Linked DNA regions of Homo sapiens: region 1 is linked to region 2. A link is an interaction called in ENCODE POLR2A ChIA-PET data of the cell type or tissue named here. Cell type or tissue: OCI-LY7. All regions are shown on one strand. Links, peaks and the distances in the headings refer to the core of each region. The heading gives the core; the rest is flanking DNA. Region 1 has its middle 120 kb from the start of SSTR1. Region 2 has its middle 65 kb from the start of SSTR1.

Region 1 (2,928 bases), core at 270-2,769, 52 kb after region 2:
TTTTGTTCCAATGGTGTGCTAGAACTTCTCCAATGGATTATCACTGTCCCAAAAATGTACTTTCATTCACGAGTATTCATCAAGATTGATGTTTCTACAGAATGATGATCACCATCTTACTGACATCACTCCTCCTCATGGCTTTTATGGTACCATAGTCCCCAGGTTTTCCTCATCTCTCCAGCTACTCCTTCTTTGTCTCCTTTATAAATGTATATTCTTCTCCCCTGAGGTTTCTAAAGGGGTAAACTTCATTATCTTTCTCTTCTGATTTTTAATCAGTCCTTGAGCGCTCTCATTCATGCCATGGCTTTGAATACCTCCTATAGAATGATAGCTTACTCATCTGCAGCCAGACTTCCCTAGCAATATATCTAATTCACTTCTTGGCATCTCCATTAGCATGTCTCAAAGGCACATTAAACAAAGTATGTCCAAAACCTAATTCATTTTTTTTCTTCCCAAGCCTTATCTTCTCCAGTGCTTCTGCACAGTAAATGGAATCACTATCTGTGTTACACTTTGAGAAGATAAGCCATCCTAGGATTTTTAGAAGCAAGAGAGAGCTTGCAGGTTCAGATTTGTAAAAGATCATTCTAGTTCCAGTACGGAAAACAAATTGCACAGTGGGAAGGAAGAGGTCTTCTTTGAGTTTCACTAGTATATCATATTCTAGACACTACAGAGCATTTGCACTTGCTTTTTTTGTCTGCTTAGAGTACTCTTCCACTTCTCTTTACATTAACTCTCAACTAACCCAATTTCTTCAAGATAACCTTTTTCATCCTTGTTAAATCAAATTCTATTACAGCCCTTGCTGTGGCTGTAGCATTTGTCCTAGTTATTTGTGTGATTATGTGTTAAAAGTCTACCTTCAATAAGAAAATTCCATCTTTCATCAAAAGAGACTATGCCAACTTTTTCTCACAGCTAGCAACATAGCTATAGAATATTCTTCATAATTATTTGGCAAAAGAGCTAAAAATAATAATAAATAAGTTCTGTGGAAAAACAGAGGCATACCAAAAGCTCTAGGCATGCCCTTAGTCAATACAAATTTCTACAATGAAAATACAATATTTATCTGATGCTCATAATGACTAGCCAGACATAAACACAGGTTCTGAATCAAAGAAAGATTCAGTATGCATTCATTTATTTAAGAGTCTTCACATTGTTTATATGTTCCAGGCATTTCTGCATGAGTATAGTATATGACATATTGATATATTTTCAAAATTGAAACTGAAATAAAAATATTACCTGTAACTTTGAGCAAATGTTATCATTTATCTTCAAAGTATATCTCAAATTCAACCATTTCTCACTTCCTCTTATGCCACTATTTTAATCCAAGCCACTATTTACTCTTGCCTGGACTTTTAATTGAATTAACTGATCATTCTGCCTTTATTCTTGCGCTGTTACAAAGCTAGGCCCAACCCAGCAGCTAGAGTGGTCCTTTTAGAACATAATTCAGGTTTAAATTCTACTCTCAGCTATTCAATTTTTTTCTTATAGGCTATCCATTGATGCATAATGGATCACTCAATACTCAGAGGTAAGAAATATCAGCAAATGATAAGAGAACACAAATAGACAACTCAACAAAATCAAAGGAATAGCATATGAATGAAATGAGAAGTTCAATAAAAGAGATATAAATTTAAAAAAAAACCCAAACTCATTACTCTTCTCATGAGTTTGTGGATCAAGAAAGTATAAAAGGCACAATGGAGATTAACCATCTCTGCTCCCCAGTGAGCCTCAGCAGAGGTTATTTGAATGACTAGCAGCAGTTGGAATAGCCCTACTAGGATCATACATGTCTAGTGCCTGAGCTTTCCTTTATATGATATCTGCTGATGCTGGATTGTCCACGTGAGTGACTTCTTCACTCATATCTGACAATTAGGCTGGAATGGATGGAACAGCTGGGGCTGGCTGGACACCTTTGTTTCTCTTTCTATATAGCTCTCTAAATGAATATCTTTGACTTCCTCATAGCATCGTGGTCTCAGGGTAGACTCACTTTTTACATGGTAGTTGGTAGATCCCAACATGTCTAGGCAGAAGCTGCAGGGCTTTTTATGACCCGTTATTACCACAGAACATCACTTTTGCACATTTTATTGACTAAACAAGTCACCACAGCCATGCCAAATTCAAGAAAAGGGAATTAAATGCCACCTTTCAATGGAAAGAGTAACAAATAATTATTGGCCATTTTTAATCTACCACATTCTCATATTACTCTGAGTCCTTACTCACCAACGCTGTTTGAGGCCCTGTGTAACCTTCTTCCTGCTGTTTCTCCAATCCCATCTTCTATTAATTTCCTTCTTGTTGTTCTCCTTTCTGATCCTCAAATATGCCAATGATTGTTCCTATTCAGTGCTTTTAAATTTGCTATTTCCTCTGTCAGGAGTCCTTTACCCCTAGATAATTGAATAAGTCACCCCTTACTTCAAGAGTCTGCATATATGTTGTCACCTTTAGAGAGGGCATCCCTGACCACTCTTTATCACATTTTATTTCCTTACTCTTCTTAATTTTTCTGCATTGCACTTATCTGTCCATCATGTTATACTTGCTTTTCTGTATAAGTCTCACTTTCTAGAGTTTAAGTTCCAAGTTCCAGAAGCACAACATTTTCTTTTTTACCTCTGCAGCCCCAAAGCCTGGCACTTATTAGGGGATCAATAAATACTTATTTTATGAGATAAAGGAATAATTATTGAAATCATATGGAAATTTGATTAATAAAATCCTGCCTCTATAGAGTATTACTGAGATGTCTTTCAGTTATTACATACTTGTTGTATCTGAGACTATTAGGATTTTGAGGGGAATGCCCTTTTCAAAAGGCCAACTGGAGCTGACACAAATTTAGAACTGGATTGAACAAATACAACACATGTCTTGAAC
Region 2 (2,928 bases), core at 259-2,758:
ACTGTTTTCACAAATATGCAGGAAAACACATCATTGTGGGACCTGGCATGGCCACAACTTGGCATATATACAGTCAGGAATGAAACAAATGATACAGTGCCTGGAGATACTATTTCTTGTGTGTTGGAGATCTTAAAGAGCTGAAAGCTCCTACAGACACATTTTTGTGTTCTCTTATCCAACATCAAATATAACTCCAAGGTTTGAAGAGCAGAAGATAGTAGTTTATTCATCCTCTCAGGAACTCCCCAGGGGAGGAAATTAACAGGGAGGCAGATTTCAGTGTAACATATGGAGATTTTTACCACCCTCAGAGCTGTCTAAAGTGAGAGTAAACTAACAGCTTTACAAATACTGAAATTCGTTTCACTTTCAGCAGGAAAAGGAGAAACTAGATCCTAGTCTTCAGCAGTGATTTGGGATGGAGGGGAAGTGATGACCTCTAAGTTCTATTCTGATTATAAAATTGTATGATGTAATTTTTTCTTGGTGACTCAGAGGAACGTGATGTGTGTGAATTATTGTGGTTCCCAGAGATGCAATGAGGTCCTTACGGTTTGTGAGGTGAATTCAGCTGTATTTTCCTATCTTACGTTGCTCCAGACAGCAGTGCTTTCGCTGTTAATTTGTATTCTTTTCCCTCCATTCTATCCATGTCCCCGCCCAGGCTGGTCAGCTAATACACTACATATTATCCACCCTCATCTCAACAGAATCCTTGGGAACAGGAAGCAAATTTACTTTTGGTACACAAAACAGTGCTTTGACCTAAGAATTCCATCAGTGTGACTCTCAATGAAAATTTGGGGAATAAATTATGAGTGACTTTTGGGACAGAATGCTACTCTTTATTTATCAGAGCTTAGAAAAAATCTCTGCCCCGTGCATTCACCCACATAGCCATATAGACTCCTTTGCGCATCTCTGAGAATAACACTTAGTGCTAGATTCTTCCTGTAGTTTGAAATGTCGACTGTCTCTTTCCTGTCTTCCAAATGCTTACTCATCTGTTTAGCTCCCATTAAAATATCTGCTCTGGAATGCTTTCCTCGGGCATAATTAACTATTCCTGTGTGTTCTTACAATTGAAAACATACTTCTATTATTCAAATTTAATATTTTATCATAACTATTTGTTCCCATTTGTTTCCTCATTTAACTCAGAGCTTCTTATGGACAGAGTAGCCCACCTTCATGAGCCCACCTCCATTATATGCAATGCCCAGCATATAATGGGTGCTCAGTAGACATTGGGTGGCTGGGTAACTGAGTGAGGTAAATTGTGTGTCTCCCTCTGATGAAGAAAAGCACATGGCTTTAAGGCATTTATCTCAGGCGGCATTTTTACCCACTTTCTAATTCCCATCTTTGCTCTAGACCTAAAAATCTGACATCCAAATTAGTGGGTCATGTATTACTACAGTGAGGTTTGTTGGTGGTACATACACACAAACAAACAGATACACACACACATCCTCAAACATCCCTATAAATTTTAAATCTTTTTATATTTTGACAGATTTTGAGAAAACCATTTGTTATCACTTTAAGAATCATACCTTTAAAAGATTAATGTATTGTAATGAAGCCAATTTTCTTATTAGATTTAAACTGGCCACAGAATTATATAAGGTACAGTCCACTAGAGAGCTTCAGGCTCTAACTTTGAAAGGACATGCAGCTACAGGAGAAATGTGTCCACAGTTTAATAATCACTAATATATAAATACATTAGATGTGGACCACCACATGCACTGCAATCAGGGATGCAAACACTGTCTCTTCTCATCTGTCATCAAATCATTTACAATTTTATGCCCAAAGAACAGTTTAAGTCTCAGTTATTGAAAAACAATTATTAGTTTAATTAAGTCTGTACATCTTTCCTATGAAAAGAAAATTACAAAAGCTGAACTTGGAGCCTAAACCTTAAAAAAATAGTTCAATTAATTAATTACATCAACTATCACATAATAAATACGACTGTATCATATTATGCCATTTTTCTGCCTTACTGATTCACTGCTAGGAATTCATGAGATAGGTTTTGGCACCTAAAATAGTGTTGGCCATTATTTCACAAGTAAGAGGAGCAGGTAGATAGTTTTCTGCCATCCTCACATCCATCCTGGCTTATCTCTGCATCCCCTCTGTAGTTTTCTGGGCCAAGAGAGTTTTGCCCCAGGGATTATGTCTTACTATTTAAGGACACCAGTGGCTGAAAGATGACTCCATGTCACTTAAGCCAATGGAAGAATTTGATGGGCGAAAATATCAAATCAAAAATCTCATTTTACCTCATTTACATAAGCTACTCATTCCTAATCATGAATTTATAGTAGCATAAGACATTCCCAATTATGTCAGGGAACAGCTTTCAAAACAAAAGCCATTAAAATTCAATGTCTTTTTTTAAATTGAACTTTTAGAGCACTATTTAGATAAGGGAATGGTGGCTTTTGAATGAAGATAATACAACTCTAAAGATATATACTATACTTGTACAGCAACAATAAATTTCATTTAAGTAAAAGATAGGTGTGTTTTTATTTTAACCTATTGGTCTTAAATAGATGCTCCACATTATGACTAACTTTTTCACTTAGGATTTTTAAAACTAGGTTATAAATTGCTTTTTTGAGTAATTTCAAGGCACTTGAAAAGATAAAATACCTTATAGGTTATACGTAGTCTTTAACTTGTTAACATTTTGGCAAATTCGTAAATTGACTGATTGAAGCTCAGAATGAACTTTTCCCGAGTAGATAATGTTTTACATAGGGTTGGTCCACAGGTGGGCCCACAGAAACATATTTAAACTTTAGTATACAAGAAATACCACTAGGTTGTGTTAAGATGTAAGTACTACAAAGATTATGCAAAGATTATGATGCCCTTACACGATTCTAGATAACATATTGCTTTTTT

Evidence for each region. Peaks named below come from ENCODE experiments on the same cell type or tissue, not always from the same donor. Only the 100,000 strongest peaks of a DNase experiment are listed, where the experiment ranks them.
Region 1: POLR2A ChIA-PET joins it to region 2 with 5 read pairs; 4 of 35 experiments call an interaction of 5 or more read pairs at or near these places.

Annotation. Positions count from the first base shown.
Region 1 is chr14:38,089,751-38,092,678 of GRCh38, reverse strand. No RefSeq gene overlaps it. Among named protein-coding and RNA genes, the nearest start is that of SSTR1, 120 kb to the left of the region's middle. In OCI-LY7, for the core only: no CTCF peak of the experiment used is centred there; no DNase peak of the experiment used is centred there; H3K4me3 peaks cover 1,293 bases; H3K27ac peaks cover 1,341 bases.
Region 2 is chr14:38,141,418-38,144,345 of GRCh38, reverse strand. No RefSeq gene overlaps it. Among named protein-coding and RNA genes, the nearest start is that of SSTR1, 65 kb to the left of the region's middle. In OCI-LY7, for the core only: no CTCF peak of the experiment used is centred there; no DNase peak of the experiment used is centred there.